Regions from separate parts of the Mus musculus genome. Here all the other regions are linked to region 2. A link is a loop called in an ENCODE intact Hi-C map of the cell type or tissue named here. Cell type or tissue: gastrocnemius. All regions are shown on one strand. Region 1 overlaps Chit1 (chitinase 1 (chitotriosidase)). Region 2 overlaps Ppfia4 (protein tyrosine phosphatase, receptor type, f polypeptide (PTPRF), interacting protein (liprin), alpha 4). Region 3 overlaps Chit1 (chitinase 1 (chitotriosidase)).

What was found. Peaks named below come from ENCODE experiments on the same cell type or tissue, not always from the same donor. Only the 100,000 strongest peaks of a DNase experiment are listed, where the experiment ranks them.
Region 1: it touches region 2 in a loop (6-fold over the local background); 39 of 42 quality-filtered maps call a loop at or near these places.
Region 3: a loop joins it to region 2, with 5 times the contacts of the local background. A loop is called at or near these places in 13 of 42 quality-filtered maps.

Annotation. Positions count from the first base shown.
Region 1 is chr1:134,147,640-134,155,639 of GRCm38, reverse strand. It overlaps Chit1 (chitinase 1 (chitotriosidase)), which reads right to left. Exons shown (of 12, transcript NM_001284525.1): 9 at 7,119-7,304; 10 at 6,157-6,264; 11 at 5,035-5,161; 12 at 4,100-4,536. The coding sequence ends at 4,292. Among named protein-coding and RNA genes, the nearest start is that of Gm46158, 30 kb to the left of the region's middle. In gastrocnemius, CTCF peaks have their summits at 819 (motif pointing left) and 3,790 (motif pointing left); DNase peaks (open chromatin) are centred at 3,802 and 4,360.
Region 2 is chr1:134,329,027-134,337,026 of GRCm38, reverse strand. Ppfia4 (protein tyrosine phosphatase, receptor type, f polypeptide (PTPRF), interacting protein (liprin), alpha 4) reads left to right here. Exons shown (of 29, transcript NM_001374777.1): 2 at 4,099-4,737; 3 at 7,780-7,881. The coding sequence starts at 4,504. Among named protein-coding and RNA genes, the nearest start is that of Ppfia4, 12 kb to the left of the region's middle. In gastrocnemius, a CTCF peak has its summit at 4,940 (motif pointing right); DNase peaks (open chromatin) are centred at 2,017, 4,103, 4,601, 4,949 and 4 more places; H3K4me3 peaks cover 1,020 bases; H3K27ac peaks cover 2,816 bases.
Region 3 is chr1:134,115,719-134,123,718 of GRCm38, reverse strand. All of the region lies in intron 1 of Chit1 (chitinase 1 (chitotriosidase)), which reads right to left. Among named protein-coding and RNA genes, the nearest start is that of Chit1, 8.5 kb to the right of the region's middle. In gastrocnemius, CTCF peaks have their summits at 1,306 (motif pointing right) and 3,351 (motif pointing left); DNase peaks (open chromatin) are centred at 1,349 and 3,345; H3K27ac peaks cover 213 bases.

The DNA.
Region 1 (8,000 bases), 180 kb after region 2:
CCCACCAACTGCAAATGTTGTTAGACAGGCCCCATTCCTGCAACCCCACCCCCACCTCACAAGCCCCAGCCATCTGCTGGCACATGATAAATGCTCAAGAGATGCTTATAGCTTTTGGCTTTATAAATCTAATATACCCAGGCAAACTGTATAACCAGATGTTATAGAGAAAAGAGCTGTAGTTTAAAGGCAGAAGAGGGATAGGGGGCAACAGGTAGGCCTGGGACAGGCCCTGACTCCCTCACTGTCTTGTCTTGGATATGGCCCTAGAACCTGTGCCAGCATTGGAGGTCCTATAGGAGTGACAGTGAGACACTAAGGCACGCAGTGATGTATGGATAACCCAGCACAGATGCCTGAATAGATAGATGCCCAGCACACAAAGCCTCAGGTCTACCCAGGACAGAAGATAAAGGAGACAATCACATTGTGCAGGCTTTAACCCAGGAAGGCAATGTCCACTGTGGGTGAGCACAAACCTAGGCTGTGGGTCTTACCTAGAGCAGCATCTAAATCACAGCGTCGCCACACGTTGACCTGGCAACCAGAGGATGATGGGATGATACGTTAGAGGGACATGGTGAGTATTAGAGGACTTCGGTTCACTCTGTAAATATTTGTCATGTGACTAATTCATGCTTTGTGTGGTCCTCAGTCAGTCTGGTAAGAAGTGTTATTAAAAGGACAAAGGATGGGGGCTGGAGGTGGCTCAGCTGTTAAGAGCACTGGCTGCTCTTCCAGAGGACTGGAGTTCAATTCCCAGCAACCACATGATCTCTCATAAGCATCAATAATGAGATCTGGTGCCCTCTTCTGGTCTGCAGATGTAAATGCAGCTAGAGCACTAATTACATTAAATAAATAAATCTTAGGGAAAAACGGACAAATGATGTTTAATAGATAAGCTTGGGAGGGCAGTGTCCTGTCATGCAAGGGTAATTCGGTATGGGGGGGGGTGTCTCTAGGTTGCAGAAGTGGTTTCTGTACCTGAAGATAACACACACACACACACACCCATGGTGTACAATCCCCAGCAATGCATAAAATGGGAGTGGCAGTTCCCACCTGCAATGCTAGCACTTGAGAGGTTGAGGTGGGATCAGAAGTTCAAGGTTATTTCCCATTATAAGTGATCTATTGAGCTTCAAACATGTGTAATGGAAGGAGAGGACCAGTGTCCGTGTTCTGGGAGCAGAGTCCACTGTCCACTGGGAACCCAGTGATTTGATTTGCCCAGGCCCAGGTGCCTTCAGGAGAAAAACCAAGGCTGACCTTGTGAGGGTGACTAGAACTATCAAAGACAGATGTTAAAGCACAGGGTGGAGGGAGGAGCCAGAGAAAGACACAGGCAAGCCAGTGCAGCAGGGAGTGGTGCAGAGCTGGTTCATCTCTGGAGTGTGCAGAGCCTGGGTAGTGACTGAGCTAGCCTGGGCTGAGGCCGGCAAACAAAACAGTGGCCCAGGATCCCTAACCATGGCTGTTCTTACCCACAACGCCACCACTCAGGTGAAAAATGGCCTGATCAGTCTCATCTATTGGACTAAGATTCAGGGACGTAGGTATGGTTCTTGGAGACCCGTGTATGAGGCCACAGTCACGGGCACTGAACTGGGTTCCTTCATGCTAGAGGAAGGACCACAGCCAGGGCAAATCAAATGAAGTGGCATTTTAGAAGAGCGGCCAAGGTTGGGGCTCTGACCTATGAGTTCAGTCAACAAAGCAACCAGGGAAGGGCTGGCCACCCACAATGACCCAAAATCTGAGGATGAGATGGGCAGGTCCTTCTGGATTTTAGGATGCCCCAATGTGACTCCCTCCCCCCAACTGAGGGATCTTTCAAACTGCTCCGCACAATGGTCACACCCACACTGGGTTTCAATATCGAGCCATGCAGGCTTCCTACTGTAGCCCTCACCATCACCTGAAAGGATCTCATTTGTTCCTTTCAGTTTATCTGCTGAATATTGAATACTGGCCCTTGGAAAGCCCAGCCCTGAACACTTCACACTACCCTCTCTGCACCCCCACCCAACACTGCACATTGCTCCACCCTGCTATGTCCACCCGGCATATGGATTGAAATATTACAGATGCCGAGAGACCCAACTGTAATGGAAGGACACAGAGCCAGAGGGGCCCAGGGCCCACGGTGGGGGTGGAAGGATCAGGGTAAGCACAGTTGGCTTTAGGTTTGCTAAGTGCTTCAGGCTCAGCAGAATCCTGAGTGGTGGCTGCCCGGAGGCTGCATGCTGGCATCTGGATGCCTAAGGTTAACTAACGCTGACAACTGGGTACCAGGGGACCGAAACAGTGTGCGTGATAGCAGGAGGCGGGGGCTGACAAGGGGTCTCGACACAGTCGACGAGACGATCCGGACTTTATTCTTCGGGTTGGGAAGGCTGTTTGGAGTTCTTAGCAAGGGAAGTGATTGGCTCAGATCCTTCATTTCTAAAGGCTGAGCTGATTAGGTGTGCAGGGGAGACTAGAGAAGGGAGGGTCAGGGAGCAGAGAGACCAGGGAAAAGCCTTATCTGAGTGAGAGGTGACATGTGGCCCTGGCTGAGGCAGGGACTGTGGGGAGGAACAGGGGCGTGAAGACCAGGGAGAAGCCACAGAGCCTACTCTCCTATCGATAAACCCAGCACAGACAAAAGGTTTGGTATCTGGGAGGACTTTGGCCATCTGCCCACTCAGGAGAACACTTTTACTGATAGTAGACCATTTGTTTCATGATTTAACCAGCAGACGCAAGATAAAGAAAGAGGGAAGAATACGGACTCCCAGGATGACAGTGGATAGCTGCTCAGTCACCCAGACAGCAGGAGTGGCCCCATCCATCCCACAGAGAGGGAACCTCAAGCTGAAGCCATTAGTGGGCCTACAGTTATCTCTGCTGTCACACGTGTGCCATAGGAAGCTGCCCCTGCCTGGATCCTTTTCTAAACAGAGAAGGCCAGAGGACAGGCAGCGGGCACGAGTGGGCAAGTGCTAGTTTTGTCCATAGGAGAGTAGGCTCCATGGCTTCTCCCTGGTCTTCACGCCCCTGTTCCTCCCCAGACTCACAGTCCCTGCCTCAGCCCAGGCCATGTGTCACCTCTCACTTAGACACTCTTGTGATTACAACTCACCTCTCTCCCACCTAACTCATTCCCAACCCCAAACCAAGGCTTCCAGCAAGTGTGTAACAAGATAAACTTTAGGGAATGAAGGTTTTCTTTAAACTCAACAATCAAGGTGCTTCAGGGATACATATTACTTGCTTGTTCTTTTTTTTTTTGTTTGTTTGTTTTTTGTTTGTTTGTTTTGTTTTGTTTTTTTTGTTTTTTTTGGTTTTTTTTTTTTTTTTTTTGGAAACAACGTCTCACTACATAGCCCAGGCTAGCCTAGTGCTCAAGTTCCTCCTGCCTCAGCCTCAGCACTGGGGTTGTAGGCACGTGACCCCACGGCCTGTTAGATCACTCTTTAATAGATGACCCTGGGGGCACACGCTTGTCTTGGCCCATTTTAAGCCTTTGTTCTGGACTCAGAACTGGCTAGAATCTGACTTCATCTGAGATGCCTGTAAAATGCAGATAATGATCGTTCCGTGTCATCTACCTACTGGGAGTGGTGATTGAGGTGAGGCACGTGAAAGGCCCCCAACAGGGTTCATTTCAAAGTGAGCGTTTAGTTCAGGGTCTTCTTTATGGAGCGCCCAAGCCCTGACAGGCTCACGAGTGACTCTGTGGACTAATGGCTTCACTGGTGGACACAGAGCAGTAAACTGGGAAAAGCTCATCTCTGCTGCCACCTTGTGTCCATTTGGGAAATAACAGTCTAGCAGTCTAGCAGAGGTTAAGCATCTCTTTCCCCAAAGGCTCCTACAAGTGGATCTGGCCGGGCCTTGTACGCTGCCACCTGTGTTCTGGAGGACTCAGTGAGGAGACTTTCATGGGGCCAGGCACATCGGAAATGCAACTCTGGCTCTGAACTTTCCTACTGTGTGCCATCCTTTCCTCTGACCTTTGCCTACTGTGTGCAGCCCTTTCCTCTTGGTCCTCCCCATACCTCCCCCCCCCCAACAAACACTGTCCTGAGAGAGCTTCTTTAAGTCACAATGTCAGGGGTGAAAAATATGTTTATTTTTCAGATAAAGAGGAAGCCTAAAAGAGACAAAAAGGAAACCAAGAAGCTGATCAGAGGTGGGGGCATGGAAGGAACAGAGAGGCCTGCAGGCCCCAGGGAAAGCAGAGGCAGGTGGTGGGGGACCCCAAGCCTGGCCTCAGACTGGAGTTGGATGGGGTTCCAGGAACTTAGCTCCAGGTACAACATTTGCAAGAGGCTCTAAACACCAGGCCTGGAGGACAGCTCTGCTGGAACAGCCGCCCTCCTCCACAGTTGTAGTAAGTGGACTCGTCTCCAGGGTTGGGGTAGACCCCATCAGCTTTGCCTTGGCAGAAGTTATCTAGCCCTGGGCTGGGTCCCTGCTCTGGCATAGAAGATGGGCGTGGCTCAGGTATTATCTGTTCTGGGCTCCTTGGAGTCTCGGATGGAAGATCTAGAAAGACAAGGACGATTCAAGCAATGTTGGCCAACAGATTCCAAACCACAGGCGGAGCACACAACAGCAACCACTGGAGGAGGCGGCCCAGCACCCCTGCTCCCACATCCAGACCGCAGCCACAACCTGCAGCCAGGCACTGTCTGGAAGACAACCTGTGCCACACAGTAGTAGGCAGCTGGTGACCACATACCAGCTGTGACACCCAGCCATATACCAAGGAGGGGCACCTAGGGGCTGCATATGATAGGGTGAGGCTTGGCTTTCTTCTTGATAAGAGCAGAGACCTTTGGAGGGAATCCATTACTACGCCCCCGTCAGGTATTGTCAGCAGGAAACTGGAAACGGCACGAAGCACGGGGTTTCAACAGTTTCCTTAGCTACTGGTGTACGTGAACTTTGAGGAATCACAATTTTGGGTGATGGTGTTTCCTCAGAAAGGCTTATGGGGTGGGGAGTGTGCACCCCACTCTCTGAATTCAACCCTTTACTCACTTAGTTCCTGCCGTAGTGTCCGGATGAGAGGGTACGGGCCCTGGTTGCAGAAGGAACCCTTGAAGTCATCCAAGTCCAGGACCCAGACCATGGCTCCTCCCAGCCCCTTCTGTTTCAGGTAGGCAGCCTGAGGGTGTGAGCAGATGTGGGTGATTAAAATCTTGTCTACTGGTTGCTACAGGCTCAGTTACCACAGGGGATCAGGTCTCAGCTTCCCCAAAGTTCTGAAGCAAGCTTGGCCTTCACGGCTTCAGGTCCTTGTTACCCTGAGGGCCCCTGAGGGAATGCGCTGAGCTGGGCGTTCCCTCAGAGAGCACCATGACGTTTGCAGAGAGGGCTGGGAGCTGACCCCCCTCTTCTTCACGGGTCACCTTGTTCTCATGGTCCACTCGTTCCTGCTCCCTCCCGACTGCCCACAGTCTCCTCCCTGGACACCTGCCTATCTTCTGACTTTTAGGGCTTGTACAATCCTTCCTCCCTAAACAGCTTCTACTCTTTTCTAGATTCCCACAGAGCGCTGTCTGCCCCAAGAGGTCTGTTCACAGACAAGTGTTGCTCTGTTCCTTCAGGAGCTAAGCATCAACTCAGGAAGAGAGGCCAGGAAACACATTAAGGAGGCCATATTAGACAAGATGAAAGGGTCCTATAAGTAAATCAATGACACACATATGTTCCAAATGTGGCCAACAGACTGGATAAAAGTCACAGGTTCCACTATGCACATTTCTCCTTTCCATGTGTCTGTAGAGTTAGTATTTTGGTAAAATACAAATCTTGCCAAGAGGACCACTCAGTGTAGATCTCTCTCTCTCTCCTCCCTCTCTCTCTCTCTCTCTCTCTCTCTCTCTCTCTCTCTCTCTCTCTCTCTCTCTCTCTGTGTGTATGTGTTTCTCTGTACTGGGGCTTAAACCATGGGCCTTGTACGTGCCAAGCAGATGCTTTAGCCCTGAGCTACATCCCCAGCCTTCACCGAGTCTTTATCAACAGATGATAAATGTTCAGGATGCTGTCACATGAAGAGGGTGAAATGTTGGGGCATTTACAAGAACACTCATCCTTGAAGACAGATTAAGTGCTGGCGTTATTGATGGGCCGCCTCCTCCCAGCCGGGCTGGGCCTCACCTTGGCTTTGAAGCTTTCCACGTCGTCAAAGCTCACCCACTGGTTGTCCTGGAAGGCGTAAGGCACCTTCTGGTCCTCGATTCTGTGTCTTTCCTTCCAGGAGCAGGCCTGCAGGAGCAGAGATGTGTTAGGAAAGAATAACACTAGTAGGTACTGACAAACAAGCCTGCCTCCATCTTAGGCTTAAAAACCACCTTCTAGTAAACACAAAGTAGGCTCATTCCTGTTTGTGATTACATCTCTGTTTCTATGTCCCACCTGTAACTTTAACTACAAATGGTTCTGGACTGCCTGTTCCAGAAAATGGCAACCATAACTTTGTTTCAAAAATGTTGTTATGACCACCCATTGTTGTGACCACCTTGGTATGACCACCTTGCAGTTACGCCTTTGTTTCAGGAGGTCATCATGACTGGCTTATAGCGCTTATGTTCTGCTTCTGGGACCCCACCTGTTTGCCTGCCAAATCTCCCACTTGGAAACTCCCTATGCCTAAACTATACAAACCCTTATCTTCCCCATGCCCACTTCTGACTTCCTGAACCCTTCCTTAGGAGGAAGCCGCCTGTGTATACAAATAAAACAACCCCCCCCAAAAAAACCTTGTTTTAATTAATTGTTTGCTTTAATTAATTTGGCTTGGATGGTTTGGGTCAGTGGTCTTTCTGGAATCTTTGGGATTAACAGTTCCTGTCCCCTCATGCCAAGAGGAGACTGGAGATTAGAAAATTCCTATCTGAGGAAGCCTAGAGAACATAGTAGATCTGTGGAGTCACCTAGGGCTGCAGATTTAAACTTTAGGCTTCCGAGCTTAAAGATATACACAAGGGGTCCAGGGCGGGATAGAGTTCCCTTGGCCGAAATTCTCCATGCAAGCCACCTTTCCTCAGAAACTACAGGAGAAGCCCTCTTACCGATCAGGAGTCCTCTAGCATATTCAGGGTAGCTAAAAGTCGTCTTACCTCATAGTAAGCCAGGACCCCTTTGTCCTTCGTATAGGGGCCTGGGGCACCAGGCCCTGTGGCTGGGGCCCCAACTCCATTGTCTGACGAGGAGGCCAAGGTGAAAGAGCGTCCATAGGTAGGCATGCCAAGGATCAGTTTGCTGGCTGGGGTCCCCTTCTGCAGCCAGAGCGTCACAGCAGCATCCTGGTAGAGAAGGGGGCCTGCTTATCTGTCTTTACCTTGGTTTTGGTTGCCTAAGAACGGGGTTCTAGAGGGATCAACGGGACCTGGATCTCCCCAAGGCTTTTCATAGGCATCCCGTTTATATCCATCTTCTTTCATTCCCACTTTAGACTCCTACATCCTATGAGGGAAGCTGCGAGGTTCAATAGCCAGATTTGGGGATTTGGAACCAGTCAACCATGTACCCAACAAGTAGTCACCGACAGTCCCCTGTGCACCAGGCTCTTTCCCAGAGGCCTGGAATACATCACTGTAGAAAGAAGACCGAGATCCCTGCCTCACTTGGCAATGTAAGGGCATACATGAGCCTAGCAGAAGTGATACAGCAAGCTGTGAGCATGTTCTCTGTTAACTAGTATGGTGAGAAGTTTCGCCAGGGAACAAGGTCAGGGGCTTGGGTTGGCATCCCTGGTGTCTACCCACAATCGTGTGATAACAGATGTGTAATTCTAGGCCTGTGGCTGGAAGAGACATTGGATCTAGTGATGCTGAGTAACTATTGAAAAATGAAAATTTGTCCTTCGGGCCTATACTGTGGCTCAGTGTCCTCATGGTGAGTCTGGGCCTCTTCGGTAAAGACAGTTTTCATTGCATTGATTTCTTTTTGTTAGTCTGAATAGATTACCCATGATCAAACCCCAAATTTCTGAGAGAAAA
Region 2 (8,000 bases):
GCTCAGTTTCTTTCACATGAAGTTCTGGTGTTAGAGCTTCCAAAGCTGCCTGGAGTTCTTATGTAGGGTCTACAGCTACAGATGGTGTAAAGGAAGGCCAGTGACCGTGAGAGGTCTAAGTATAGATCTGTAAAGGTCACCCTCACGGTTGGCAGGGGATCAGACAAGGTCCTATGGGTGACATGTGGGAAGAGGTGGTCGAGGTCTTGAGGGAGATGAACTGGCCATCATCCTCCATCCAGGAGCAGGAGAAGCTTTGGTCAGGTGAAGATGGTGTGCCGTCTGAGGGCACGAGCAGATGGTTGTGGGTACCACTGGACGACTGAGGATGCCTTGAGTCAGAGAAAAGTGTGGGCTGGAGTCCAGGTCAGTTGGAGGAGGGCGGAGCCAGCTGAGGGAGGGGCCAGTGAAGTGGGTGGGGCTGTGAGTGGGAAGGCGCACGCCCTCCCAGGCTTGAGGAGATGAGTGGAAGAAGGGTTCACCACAGGCCACTATGGGTGTGACACGGGGCATTCTCAGGGAAGATGAGATGCCTGAAACACACCCCTCTTGGTGTTAGGTACACCACGACTCCTGATTTTCCCTTTTACTGTGACTCTGGGAGGAGGGGGGTGGGGCTTGCTTATGTTATCCCGAGTCCTGGTTCTCATATCTGAGACATGGCAAGAAGGGTGATGTTTCCTTGTGAGGAACTTTGAGGATTAAAGGAGCACCATCCTGGCACGGGAGGAACACTTACACATCATAGTGGTGGCCATCATCTTCATCTTTCTGGGTCACCACCGCCATTTCCTCAGACCTCTCTCCCTTAGTCTGAGGTATGTAAGAGCCTCTTCTTGTTCTGCTAGCTTTAAAGAGGCTCCTACTCAATGCGCCATCTTTGCCCAGATCATGGCATGAGCTCAGTTTCCAGCAGCTTGGTTGGGGCCCTGTATCCTTTGCTGAGCTGGGCAAGTGGTGGGGCTTGCCATCTGGTAGGGCAGTAGGGAGCCAGGCCTGTGTGAATGTATAGCCAGCCAGAGAGCATCAGACTGGAGTGTCTATCCCTCCTGTTTGTTAGGGGAAAATGGGGCTGGGGGGTGGGGTGGCTTTGGGGAAGCCAGAGATGCCTCAGAGACTGTCTTTGATGTTTATAGAGCCAGAGGCCTACATTTCAGGCAGCCCTCCCTCCGTAACACACACTCACACCCACCTACTCTTGAGCCTTCTGCTGTTCACAGCCTACCCCACACCCTTCCTGGCAGAGCCCCTTGCAAATGCTGGCTCTGGGGCCTGGCACTTTCGCCTCTGAATCAGGACCTGTGAGTTTGGGAGTTGCAACTTCTGCTAAGCTGAGATGATAATTGCACTATTTAAAGCAGGCCCCCGAGCCAGGGAAGCCAGGTGTCCCCATGTGGCCGCCAATCTAAAGTTTCTTTTGCTTACCCACTCCGGTAGTGGTTGGGTTGGGTAGGAGGTCCTACGCGGACCTCCAGGGGTTTCTGCCTGCACCTTTCTCTGGCCTCATCTCCAACCAGCTCTATGTGCCATCTCACCAGAGGAAGTGGAGTTGCCACCTGGCACCTGATTTGCAGGGAGGCTGGGGAAAGGTTTTTGGCTGCAGAGCCAGCTTCTCAGTTGTCAGAGTGGCCAGGAAGACGTGGGGAGGCTGGGCTGGGCCACACGGCCAGCAGCTCACAGTTATCTCTGTCTCACCTTGCGGACTCTAGCATCGTTCTTGGAAGATGAGAGGGCGTTGCCATGTGGAGACATGGCCTAAGACAGAAGGAGCTTTTCAGACACCACTCCCGGGCTCTCCTTTACCCAAGATGAAGGCAGTTCTTTCTCTGCCATGGTAGGGGTGCTTTCTCCTTTAAGCCAGGCTCCATCTTATAGCCCAGGCTTCGTGGAGGGTACCATGCTCAGGCTCACCCAGCTAGACTCTGGTAGAATTGCACCCAAGATTTCCTAGGACCTGGCTCTAGCCTTTTTCATTTGTGCTAGACCACAGGGTCCCTAGGGGTCTGGCATTGAAGCCATCTGCAGGGGGCTGAGAATAGTCTCCCTCTTCCCACTCCCTCTCCCCTTTCCCTCCACCCCTCCCCCTGTCTAGTGACCAAGACCAGGGTCTTGCACAAGCTTTCAACAAACAGACAGACAGACACCCCCAAAACCTAAGTGGTTGTGGGGGGCTACAGAGAGAATGTGAGCGCACTGTTAATGAGTTTGGAGAGGGAAGGTGGGGCCCCGGGGCCTTTCAGTCTCTCAGCCTGGAGCACTCAGGATGAAGGGGCTCGGAAACACTGGGCAGGAGATATTTTGGAGAAATTGCTGCTGTCAGCATCCCCTAGGGCAGTTTATCAGACTGGAGTAGCCATCTATCCTGTGTTCCCAGCTGCTCTGAGGTGGGGAGGGAGCATGGGCTGTCTGACCACAACTTTCCACCGTTGTTCAGCTGGTGGGAAGGATCTCCACGAGAAACGTTCATATCTATTTCTCTGTCTGGGAGCATGTGTGTTTGCCCTAGCTCTTTCCTTGTTCCCTTGTCTGCCCTCTGTGTGTGTGTGTGTGTGTGTGTGTGTATGTGTGTATATGTGTGTGTGTTTGTGTGTGTGTGTGTTACTGGCTAGAGCCATGGCACCTCTGGGTATGGCTGTGAGTTCTGGGGTTTTCTAGCTGTTCCTCTGTCTCCTCCCTTGCTTGTCCCCCAATTTTGCCTGTTTTGTCAGCAGACTGGTTTTCTCTGTTGAGCTCGGCCCTGCCAGAAGCCCACATCTGATCTCTCACTCGTACAGGCTCTTGCCCCTCCTTGGCTGCTTGCTTCACCTGCTGAAGTGCCCTACATCTTTAGAAATGGGGTGGGTGAGGTGGGAAGGACAGCACTACTTATGGTCTCCAGAGTAGCAACCATTGTATTGGGACCTTTCTGCAGTTTTGGAGTTCTCCAGTGGATGACCTGAGGACATTCCCTGTGAGAGCCGATGAAGCCAGTGGCCTAGCCCTGGCCAGGAGGTGGAAAACTGACGGTGGTCAGAGAACTTTGCAGCTGAGAACTTCTAACTTCCATGTCCAACCTTCCTGTGCTGTGACCTCTGGGCCCCTGGCCTGTGCATGTAAATGGTCATGGTCTGACTGGTGACTTTTGGTAGCACCAGCAGTGGGTAATTACCTAGACCAAGGGAGCAGATTGCCAGCCATGAGTAAGCTGCCTCACACAAGGTCTTCCTCTGGAAGCGTCCCTTTTCATTCCCATTTCCTTTTTTTTTGAGACAGGGTTTCTCTGTCTAGCTCTGGCTGTCCTGGAACTCACTTTGTAGACCAGGCTGGCCTCGAACTCAGAAATCCTCCTGCCTCTGCCTCCCGAGTGCTGGGATTAAAGGCGTGCACCACCACGTCATTCCCATTTCCATAAGGACATGGGGAGTCTTTGTCATCCAGTCTCCAACAAAGAGGTGGAGGCTGCGGACATACACTGGTCTGCGTGCATTCTCCTCAGCAGACTTTAGAAGTGGGAAATGACAAGCCAGCCTCATCCCTGAGTTATGGGCATCCTAGCAGGTCAGGGCTCTGCCTGCCCCACTGCCCAGCCTGAGCCTTGCTAAGACCTCAGCCATGTTATGGGAGTCCAGCCTGGGCGGGGGGGGGGGGGGTGTTTCTCCCATCCACTAAGCCTTTTAACCCCTTCTGTGCCTACCTTTGCTTGAATGTGGGAGAGGAGGCTATGGGGGGGGGGAGGGGGCGAGATACCCCATTTCCTTTCCTTCCACCTTCAGGTCTCAGGAGGACTCTGGGCAGCCTGCCGGCTGCTCCCCTACCGCTGACTGAATCATTTCTATATTTGGCCAGCAAGCCACGTGGGTGGGGAACCACTGTGGCTGCACTTCTGACAGCTGCAGGAGGTGGGGGGCAGGGGCTGCAGGCACAGAGACTAGGCAGGAGGCATGTGCATTCCGTGGGCAACCTAACAAGGTGCCACCAACTCGAGAAAGCCCCGAGAAGGGCATGTGCCAACCCACCCCCCATCCTCTCCCACTCTGGTTCAGGGCCCGCCTCCTTTGCTCCTCCCCCGATGCCCTGCTCTCTTTCAACTGGTCCTCACGGCACTCTCTTCTCCCACAGACCACACCGCCCTCCAGAAACCATGGGTGTTGCTAGACCCAGCTGGGATTCTGCCAAGCTCTGGTGCTCAGTCTAAGACAAGGGCTGCCTTCCAGCCCTGTTCGCCCAGCCTGTCATGGCCACACACCGATGCCTCCCGCTTGTGTGGGGACACAGGGCACCCAGCCCCAACCCTGAAAGGTTAAGCCAGGCCTTCTGGCTCCATTCCACAGGGACACTGCAGGCCCGAGGCTCCTTTCAGAGCAAGAGCAACTGATGTCATGGGAGAAGCCCCTACCCAACTGTCCACTTGCCTGGCACTGCCTGTTCTGAGACCCACGCCCTGGGTCCTTCTGCAGGTGCCAACCCCGTGAGCTCCCTCCCACCCCCTGACCCGACGCTGAGAAGGCTCTCTCCATTCCCATCATGTGTGAGGTGATGCCCACAATCAATGAGGGGGACCCCCTGGGGCCCCCCCACGGTGCCGATGCTGAGGCCAACTTTGAGCAGCTGATGGTGAACATGCTGGATGAGCGAGAGAAGTTGCTGGAGTCCCTTCGGGAGAGTCAGGAAACTTTGGTAGCCACACAGAGCCGGCTCCAGGATGCCCTTCACGAGCGAGATCAGCTCCAGCGCCACCTGAACTCCGCCCTTCCCCAGGTAAGGTTCCAGACTCTCCCCAGCTCCTTTGACGTTATCGCCTTTGGCCCTTCAGTCTCTGCATCTCTTTGCACATCACATACTGGAGTTCACAGAGTATTTGGCCTTCATGTCCCCTCCTAAGTGCAGCTGCCCGGATTGGCTTCACCTGGAGAAGTGAACTCAGAAAGAAAATCCAGCCATGACTGCCAACAGTAGGGAGGCCATACTACCAGTAGGTGGCGCCCTAGACTGGAAAGAAACCTCCTTTCTAACTGAGTTGACAGGAAAGGGGAATCAAGGAAAGTAGAGTTAGGAGAAGCAGCAGAGATCATCCTTCGTTTCCATGAAGATAAGAGACCTCACACAGATAACCATAGGCTGAGCTAAACCTCAGGGCCAGGTGTCTTGGCGTCCTATTTCACGGTCCTCAATAACACCTCCAGCAGCTAAAACCTTTCATTTATTGTGTATATTCTGTGGGCTAGGTTTTCTTTATCCATCATCTCAGTAGATTTCCCACAATGAAACTCGTACAGTTAGGGCCATCACCCTGTTCTGTCAGCGGTGAAACGGGCGCTTAGGGGAATCAGTCAGTGGCATATTGCCCTCCAGGTGGTAAATAGCAGCAGGAGGGCTGTGTCTCCCCCACCCCCCAAGACAGTGTCTGTTCTCTGCTTTATTTCCTCTTTAACACATGGGTTCTGGAAATCTGAGTACCCACTTATACCAGTACCTTTTATACTTATACCAGTAGATATTCTGGGGATGGGGATGCGTGGTTAGAGGCTAGAGACTTGCATAGGAACCCAAGTTATCCTACAGCTTCTCCGAGAAGGTGTGGTCTGCCAGGTCACCAAGTCCAGGGAGGCTGGAGTTTGTCTGTCTATACGTAGAGTACAGAGTCTACTCGGCCAGCTTGCCTTTTCCACCTCTTCCTAGGAGAGAAATGGGTTTGCGTGCTCTGCAGGACCACCCTGAGCCAGTGGGGGAGAAGCAGCCCAGAGGAGTCAAATAATTCAAGCCTCGGCTGCAGGTCCCTTCTCCAAATCTAGGGAGAGCCAGGGCTGAGCCTGGAGTGGTGAGCTTCAGTCCAGTGGCCTAGAGTCTTGTGGTAGTTTATGTCTTAAGAATATGGACCCTGGGGCTGGTGAGATGGCTCAGTGGGTAAGAGGACTCGACTGCTCTTCTGAAGGTCCGGAGTTCAAATCCCAGCAACCACATGGTGGCTCACAACCATCCGTAACGAGATCTGACTCCCTCTTCTGGAGTGTCTGAAGTCAGCTACAGTGTACTTACATATAATAAATAAATAAATAAATAAATAAATAAATAAATAAATCTTGAAAAAAAAAAAAGAATATGGACCCTGGTGGAGAGGAGGTGTGGCCAGGTGGACCCTGGCTACCTTGTCCATCACAAGCCCTGGGTAATATATGCAAGATTACATAGCTAACTGGGGAGAGCTGAGATTTGACTTCTGGTCTTCCCAACAGTTTATAGTCAAAGCTTCATTGGGGGGAGGCAGTGACTGGCAAGGGTCGGATGCTCTTCAGGGAGGAATACTTCCTTCCATTCCAGAGTCTGGAAAGCCCCTGAGGAGGCCGAACCCTTTGGAGGTGGCCTTTGGAAGTGGAATGTGAGCTCCTCAGAGGGTGACAGAGGCTGTGTAAGGGGAGATGTCTTGCCCTGTGAAGGCGTGCTCCATAGATGGTTAATTGATGTTTGGAAACAGTAAGCCACCAAGGTGATCAAGGTCTTGGGGTACTCAGAAAAAAGCCACCAGAGAAAAGTCTGAAAACTAGTCCTTAACTTTATGGACAGGCTTGCCCGTTGGGGGATTCTCCTGGCAGCAGGCTATCACATGAGTTAGAGCTGGAGAGGGAGGGCACAGCATGCAGGGTAGGGAGACAGGGCAGCTGCCCAGCGTGGGGCCAAAGGAGAGGAGAGTGTTAGAGACCATTAGGGGTAGATAGTATTGTGAGATGTGGGCACCCCTTCAAGTCCTCTCTCTAGGGGTGTGTGTGTCCCCGTATAGGTATATGTGTGCAAGCTGGGGGTTAAAGCAGTGTCAGGCTCAGGCCTCAGCTTCCAGATAATGAAATATTGAACTCTCCTTCACTTTGGCTGTAGACCTAGATAGAAAGGGAGTAATCAGGACTAGGGTGACAAGTCCTCGTTTTCTCCCCGTCTGGCTCTCTGGTCCCTTGCCACTCCCCACAACTCCTCCATCCCCTTTGCCTGGTCTGCAGCTACAGTGCTGCCTGTGGTTATGAGTTCTTGGTATTTACAGGGGGCCACAGAGGAGGGGCGAGGCCCCAGCCTCTGCAGTCTGTGTAGACTTCATGGCCACAGGATGCAGCCACTCATCCATCTGAGAATGGTTCTGGGGACCGTGTGGTGTCATCAGGCTGGTGGGATGTGGTGGGCCTGGAACTTCAAGGAGAGCACTCTTCCCTTGTAGTTTGTTTAATAGTAGAGCGGGGCTTGGAAAGACCTCTACATGGCAGTGTGGGGGAGTTTCCCCTCGGAAGGGACAGTCGGTATATGCCATCAAGTGCTGAGCTGTAGACTTGGCTTGATTGAATAGGGTTCCCAGAAGCCAGGGCGGGCACCACAGGGCTGTGTCCTTCCACTCTCATGTAGGTGGGTCTTTCAACCTATTTGTTGTATTAGCTATCTGCAGCTTGCAAAGCCCGTGTGTGTGTGTGTGTGTGTGTGTGTGTGTGTGTGTGTGTGTGTGTGGTGATGGCACACATGAGCTTTATTGCATCCTTCTAGAGGGTGAGTGTAGTCTGGTCACTGGTGACTGGAGAGGCAGGCCTTTCAGGGCAGACTTACCCGTTTCTGTAAGCAGTCCTGTTTCTTGGAATCCTAATATGTTCTTCACCTCCAGTAGTTCCCGATAGCTGTAGGCTTCCTGCACTGCCAGGGGGCCAGGCTGGGATGTGAGGGAGGTGGGCCGATAAGAGGGTGAATAAGAGAAGCCTCCCATGGATTTGGGTATGCAGGGCACCGGTTGGAGGTGAATCCTAAGCACTGAGGGTTTCTGGGGGCTTTCAGGAATTTGCCACTTTAACTCGGGAGCTAAGCATGTGTCGGGAGCAGCTTCTGGAGCGGGAGGAAGAGATATCTGAGCTGAAAGCAGAGCGGAATAACACAAGGGTAAGTAAGGGGTGGTCTTGTGCGTGTGCGCATGCGCACCCTGCCACAGGAGCAGGCAGCAGCTTGGCTGAGCAGGTTCTGCCTCCCATCCTGGGGTTACGGGCAGACAAGGACACCTA
Region 3 (8,000 bases), 210 kb after region 2:
TCCTTTTAATAATTTCAAGATTTTATATTTCTTTGTTCTGATTTACTCTCCTATACAGTAACAGGGCATTTTGTTTGTTTTGTTTTATTGTTGAGGATTTACCCCAGCCTCACACAACTGCTAGGCAAGCGCTGTCACTTAGCGACACTCGAGGCTTCCTTTACCCCTTTAGCAATGCTTCAAGCCATGACTCTATGAATTCACATCTTTGACTTTTAGAGATTTCTCAATCATCCTTTCCTCAGATACTCTTTTTTTGAGACAGTATCTTACTCTGTATCCCATGATGAGTTTGAACTCCTAGCAATCTCTTTGCCTATGAGCCACCACACCTCGCTATTCCTACATTTTGGCCTTCATACTCCTTTTTCTCTTCCCTTAGTCTCTAATTAATTATATGTTAAAACGTCTCAATTCTCACGTATGCTTCTTGTTCCCTATTTATTCTTCTTCAGGTTTTTATTGTCTGTGATTAACTCTGAGCATTTTTTCTTGCTCTATCTTCCAACTGACTAATTTTCTCAGCGACCTCATCTAATCTGCTAAATTTTTTCTCTGAGTTCTTAAACTTGATTCTTCTCTCCCTTTTCAGTCTCACAATTCATTTGAGTCTTTTTCAAGTTGGCTTTTTTTTTTTCCTTACATAGTTTCCGGTTTTCTGGAAAATTTCTCCCCTGACTTCTGTTTTGAATACTGTAAGTGCAGATGTGTTTTCTATAATTCCTGTGTCTTAAGTCTGTTTGATTCTGTTTTTGTGGTCTCTGTTGATTTACATTCCTCTTGTGCTTCTGTTTATGTTGCCAAGTTCAACTTTGTATCATTTTTGTCTTTTTCTTTCTTTGCTGAAGTAAACTTACCTGTAGTAAAATGTAGCCATCTCTTCCCCCTCCACCTGCCTACTGGGAATGGAACCCAGAAGTCTTGTGCATTCCAGGCAAGCATTCTGTATCTAGTCACACCCCGGCTCTTAAAGTGCTCATCTCTCTGTTTTTGTTGGTGTTTGAGACAGGGTCTCACTATGTAGCTCTGCCTGTCCTGGAAGCCACAGTGTAGAGAAGGCTGGCCTGAAGCTCACAGAGATCCACCTGCTTGTGCCTTTCAAGTGCTGGGATTAAAGCTATGTTCCTAGCTTTGACGTGTTCATCTTAAGTGTACAATTAATTGAATTTAAATAAATGTATACTTTGAGATAGCCCACATTCCTAACAAATCATAGCACCCCCCCCCCCGCTTTTTTAAAGAAATGTATCGTATTTTTATGTTTTTGTGTCTGTCTGCATGCAAGCCTGAAGTACCCACAGAGGCCAGAAGAGGGCATCAGATCCTTAGAGCTGAACCCTGGAGCTTACCAACCGACCACGGCTGACCAACAAGCCCCAGAGGTCCTCCTGTCTCTGCCCCGCCATCACTGGGGTTCGAGATCGTGCTACTGTGCCCGGGGATTTGAACTCAGGTCCTCAGGCATGCACAACAGGCACTTTGTCAATGGAACTTCTCAGCCACTCCTGGCATCTTCCTAGGAAGTTAGCCTTTTAGCTCCTACAAGCAAGTGAGAACATATGCATTTGTCTTTATGTGTCTGGGTTATTTCCCGTAATGCAGTAACCTTCAGCTCTACCCATACAGCTGAAAATGATGTTTTAACTCTTTTCTGGCTGAGAAACATTTTGTTGTGTGGAACTCTCTCTTGAAACACCAGGACTCTATTCCCACCAAACACAATCCCCTGCCAGACTTCCCCCAGCTTTTTCATTGGATGCTTTTATGTGATTTATTTATTTATTTATTTATTTATTTTGGTTTTTCGAGACAGGGTTTCTCTGTGTAGTCCTGGCTGTCCTGGAACTCACTCTGTAGACCAGGCTGGCCTCGAACTTTATTTATTTATTATGTCTTTTATTTTTGAGGTTAAAATATAATTACATCATTTCCCCCCATTCCCTGTCCTCCTTCCAACTCCCACAATGTACCCAGCCCTTGTTCTTTCTCAAATCCATGGTCTCTCGCGACTAACTTAGATACTTAAGACAGTTAATATTGTCCAGGTACACCGGAGAGGGGTTATCTAGATCAGGTTAGTAAAGCAGGAAGAGCCTGGGTCCTGACTACATACAAAGGAGAGGGAGGGCCGGGGCCACACGTTCATTTCTCTGCGTTCCGACTACAGACAGGATGTGGTCATCTGCCTGAAACCCCCGCCACTATGATGTACAATGAGCTGCACCTCCAAACCTCAAGCCAGAATAAACCCTTTCTCCTGTAAGTTGCTGTTGTTGGGGTATTTTAACCTAGCAATGGGGAAAGCAGCTAAGACATAATTGGATTTTTTTTCCAAGACAGGGTTTCTCTGTGTAGCCTCGGCTGTCCTGGAATTCACTCTGTAGACCAGGCTGGCCTCTCGAATTCAGAAATCTGCCTGCCTCTGCCTCCTGAGTGCTGGGATTAAAGGCGTGCGCCACCATGCCCGGCTAAGACATAATTGGAATTGGAGTGTTTGTCACTGTCTGGTTGATGTCACAGTGTTCTCCAGATTCCTGTCGTAGCATGTGACAAGATTGCTTTCCTCTTTGAGGATCATAAAACCTCCCTTCCATGTAGATGTCACATCTTTCTTACTCATTTTCCTGCTGCTTCTCTGGCGTGGCCATCATGAAGGTGATGTGACAAGGTGAACGGGCGAGTGTCCTTTGACATCTGCCTTCAAGCCTTTGTGCTGTCACCAGAAGTGTGATCACCGGATCACAGGATGATCTTGTTGAGAAATTTCTGTATCTTTCGTGTAATTAAACTATTTTGCCTCTATATAGACACTGCGTAAGGTTTCGACTTTCCCATGTCCTCGTTATTTTCTGTTCTCTTAAAAATAATTTTCTGAGCACTTCACCACATCCAGCCACGTCTTTAACAGCAGCTGGCATTGCACGCGGCTTTGATTTGCATTTCTCTGTTAATCGGTGATAATGCTCATCTCTTTCACATCCACAAACAGCTACTCAGATCCTTTGGTGAAGGGACAGGGGGTGGGGGAGAGGACAGGGAAATCAATCAGAACGACAATTCGTGACCACCTCATTTGAGCAACAACAGTAGCTATTAACAAGAAGACATAAAATAGCACTTGGTGCAGGAAACCCTGCATCTTATTGGTGCAATGTAAGATGCTCCACCCAACCCATCTGCCAAAATGTTGAGATTTCTCAAGCCCTTTGCGGGAGTATGACCTCTTCAGGCTCGGGAGTCTAATTTAACTAAACATTGGCAGATTTCTGCTTAGGAATTACCTAGCTCAGTAATACTGCAGCAGCGCTGGTGCTGGAGTAAACTGATGCTGGAGCGCCACCTAGTGTGCGTCTCTGGTATTCCACACTGAGGCTTGGGGTCTCTCAGCCATCAGGTCCAGATGCTACTGAAGTCCTTTGGCAGTACTCCTCTGTTTCAGAATGTTGGTTATTTGTTCTCTCATCCCTCAGCCTGGAGGAAGTGGGAGTTTGGAATTTCCTCCCAACTGCTCTGCACATGGTGGAAGATGAGTATGATTCAAATGGAGAAAATTACAGAAATTTCTACCAGATTTCAATATGGCCGGCTTCACAATGACCCAGGGAACAAAAAGCTCCCAATTGATTTCTAGATTTTTCTAGGGCCAGTTGGTCTCTGAATTATTAAATTTATGTCTCCATAAGGGAGGGGGAAGATCCAAGACTTGCTCTCCCACTATTTATGGACACCATTTCCCACTCTCGGGTGAGTCTTCTGATAAGCAACAGCCTTTGCGATCAGTGAAGACGTGTTTAGTTTTAATAAACATTTATAGAAGAGCCTTTCACTAAGTTCCATTAGTTAATTAAAGGTAAACTTTATCCTTTATGGTTTGTGTAATGCTGAGAATTAAAATGGCCCCCACAGGCTCATATATCTGAATAATTGATCTTCAGTTGGTGGAACTGTTTGGGAAGGATTTGGGAGGTGTGTTTCTGGGGGACAGGCTTTGAAGTTTCAAAAGAGCCAATGTGTTTCTCTGCCTGGAGCTTATGTCTCAATATGTGAACACTTGGTCACTGGTCCAGCACCATGCCTGCCTGCCTGCTACCTGCTGCCTGCTGCCTGCTGCCTGCTGCCTGCTGCCTACCTGCTGCCTGCCTGCCTGCCTGCCTACTGTCTCCCTGCCTGCTGCCTACCTGCTGCCTGCCTGCCTACTGTCTCCCTGTCTGCTGCCTACCTGCTGCCTGCCTGCCTGCCTACTGTCTGCCTGCTGCCTACCTGCTGCCTGCCTGCCTGCCTGCCTGCCTGCCTGCCTGCTGCCTGCTGCCTGCTGCCTGCTGCCTACCTGCTGCCTGCCTGCCTGCCTACCTGCTGCCTGCCTGCCTGCCTACTGTCTCCCTGCCTGCTGCCTGCCTGCCTGCCTGCCTGCTTCCATGCTCCCCACCAGGATGGTAATGCAATCCAGCCCTCAAAAAATGGAAAGCCCTAAATAAACTCTTTCTTCTATAAGTTGTCTTAGTCATGGTGTCTTTTCACAGTGTTAGAACAGTAACTAAGACAGTTTGTGTTTCCTGTCCTGTCTAGAAAAATGCTTAATCACACGAACATGGATCTGTCTCAGAATTCTCTGATTGTCCTCTATCTATCTATCTGTCTGTCTGTCTATCTATCTATCTATCTATCTATCTATCTATCTATCTATCTATCTATCTATCTATTTATTTTTGGCAGAGTCTCACTAAGCTCTTCCCTGCCCCACCGCCCTTTGTTGGCAGAGTCTCACTAAGCTGCCCAGACAGGCCTTGGATTAGATCTTCCTTCTTCAGCTCCTGAGTACCTGGGTCACAGGCTCGCCCCCCCCCCCCAGGCTTGGCCACGTGCTGTCATGATTTATGTAAATTTACAGAGAAATTTGAAGCGAGGTCGTGTGAATCTTCTAACTCTGCTCTATTGCCTTCAACATTTCAAGGTATTTCTGGCTGTTCTGATACCCTTCGCATTTCCATACGAAGTTTTGAGGGTGGTCAGCTCTGTGAAGTACTGAGATTTTGTTTGGGCTTTGCAGTAATTATCCACATCATTCCGTGGAAAGTTGGTGTCTAGAGTTCTCCAGTCAATAGATACGGCATATAACCTCCATTTCCTTAAGTCCTTTCAAGAAAGGTTTATAATCTCTGAGAGTTAAGAGGTCACACACATTTTGTTTTCTTTACCACTAATCCATGGTTTTCTTTTATAAGTGGCAATTAAGGTTTCATTTTTCTGGTGTTTCTGTCAGCATAAAGAGTGACCACACAGCAGGAATTGGCAGGGCATGCTCATCTATCCTCTGCAAGGCCCTGAGCAAAGCATGGCTACGTGAATAAAACAGAAGTACCGCCATTTCTATGGGCTGTGCCTGCATCTTGAGACCTTTTTTAATTCACTTATTGACTGAAGCAGTTCTTCCAGAAGACTCTCGGATTTTCTACCTATGCAATCATGACATCTTCAGATAAATAGCTGACCTTTTATTTCTCAATCTAAATAACTTTCATTTCTTTTCCTTCCTATTATATCATCGACCACAAACTACATGCAATATTGAATGACGGTCATAGTGACCATTCTCACCCAAGTGGGGTGTATGTGTGTGTGTGCATACGTGTGTATCTATGTGTGTGTCTTTATATTAGCATGTCTGTGAGTATATATCTGTATGTGTGTGTATCTGAGTTTGTGTGTCTGTGTTAGTGTGTCTACATGTGTGTATCTGTGTGTTAGTGTGACAGTATGTTTCTGTGTGTCCATGTGTATCTACATGTGTGTTTGTATTAGTATGTGTGTGAGTGTGCTGTGTGTGCCTGTGTTAGTGTGTCTATGTATGTCTGCATGCCCATGTGTGTTCATTAAAAACATTTTGGGCTGAAACAGTTCTTTTGTTGTTGGTGAGCTAAAAGCTATATGTGAATGTTAAATTTCACATTTCTAGTTATAAATGGATGTTAAATTCTGTCACTATATAATTTTTCATTTCTATATTTCTGTTAATGTGGTGACGTACGTTTCTAGAAATTTTGAGCTAACCTTGCATTCCTTAGAGTAAACCTCCCCGGGGAATGAGTTACTTTCCTTTCATTGAATTTAGTTTGACACTATTGGTTTGAAAATGTTGGGTCTGTAGTTACAAGGGGGGTTGATTTCCTCTTTTCTTTTGATAGTATTTGTCCTTTCCTTATTTATTTATTTAGGCTGGACTTGAAATCACTATGTAGCTCAGGCTGGCTTCAAACTCAGAGCAACCTTTCTGAGTGCTACCATCTTAGAAACGGGCCAGCACCCAAGACTGTGCCTGCATATAGAAACACAGCAGCAACTCTGACTGTGGTGCTAGGATTGGACCGGCTCACGAGTTAAGGTGGGGTGTGCTGGCCCTGGCGTGGTGCCACCTTCCTTTCATTTCAGAACTCTGGAGTCAGAGCCTGACAGATCTCTGTGAGTTCCAGGCTAGCCAGGGCTTTGTAGTGGCATGCTGTCTCCAAAAAGAGAAGGAGGTGGTGTAGGGTTGGAAGTGTGTCCTAAAGAGTTTATGAAATGTTGACTTTTTAAACTTCTTTTTCAAATGTTTGATCTAGTTCACGGCTGAAGACTCGTGTTTTTTGTGGTGAGTTGTTGGTGTTTTTCATTTGTTTTATTTTGTTTTGTTTTCCCTCTGTGGTAAGGTTTTTTAATTAAATGTTTAATTTATTTTTAAAATGTTCAGGTATTCAGGGTGGAGACATGGCTCAGTTGGTGCTTGTCTAGCATGCATGAAACCCTGCATTTGATCCCTTACACCATATAAAACAGCTGTGGTGGGTCACATCTGTAATCCCTCCCAGGAAGATCAAGAGTTCAAGGTCAGATTCAGCCTTGGCTTTTAGCACAAAGTGATTTGCACTTAGCCTGGGATACCTGAGACCCCACCACAAAATAAAAACGAATCGATTCTCACTTTTCCTGTTCCAGTATATTGCTCTCAAGGCCATTTTAAGTTTTATCTGAGACAGTTGAAACTTAAGACATGAAATACATTCCTCTGGAAGGGCATATCCCTTTGGTCTCCATCAGGGTGCTGGGGTGCTGGACTGAGTCAGTCTTCATCAGGGTAGTGGTTGCTGGACTGAGTCTGTCTCCTTCAGGAGTCTGGGTGCTGGACTGAGTCTGTCTCTGTCAGGGTGTTGGAGTGCTGGACTGAGTCTGTCTCTGTCAGGGTGCTGGGTACTGGTCTGAGTCTGCCTCCTTCAGGGTGCTGGGTGCTGGACTGAGTCTGTCTCCTTCTGGATGCTGGTCTGAGTCTGTCTCCTTCTAGGTACTGGCTGCTGAACTGAGTCCTTTCCAGGCCAAACTGAATTGAGTCTGGACTCCTTAGTTCCATCCTGCTCATCACTCAGTTCAAATCCGTTTGAGGGTCGGACAGGAACCTTTCCTTCAGCAGGTACCAGTAGAGTCTAGTCAGTCTCCTCTATGCTTTGAGTTTCAGATGGGTTAGGGTGAGAGTGTCCATCACTTTACTTCAAAGACCAGCTGCTAGATTTTGGATCTTTGAGGAGGGTTCCTTACTCTGCAGTGTTCAGACCCCAACCTTCAGGGGCTCTCTCCACCCAGGCTCCTTCTCCTGCTGTGAGCAGTTGACTGAGTTCTCATTCTTGCTCCCCAGCCATAGCCCTGCAGTCTGTTCCCGAGGTTCTTGACTCCCCTGACCTCTAACCTTTGCCCCTTAGCCTTCACGCTGCAGGGCATCCCAGGGAGAGCTTCAGTGAGCTTGTGAAGACTCCCTGTGTCTCTGGCTCCCTGAGATTCTGCTCCAGCCCCCACAGGCTTCCCGTTCTCCCCGTAATAATGGTGCCCCACTTTCTCTCAGGGCAAGCTGCTGCAGGGCCCGCAAGGCTGCGTGTCACTTCCCGGAAGATTATTTTGCATTTGTTTGTTTTGGTCTCCCTGAATCCTTTCCTTCTCCTCCCTGAAGGGATTTTTCAAAACTACATTTTAAAAAGGCG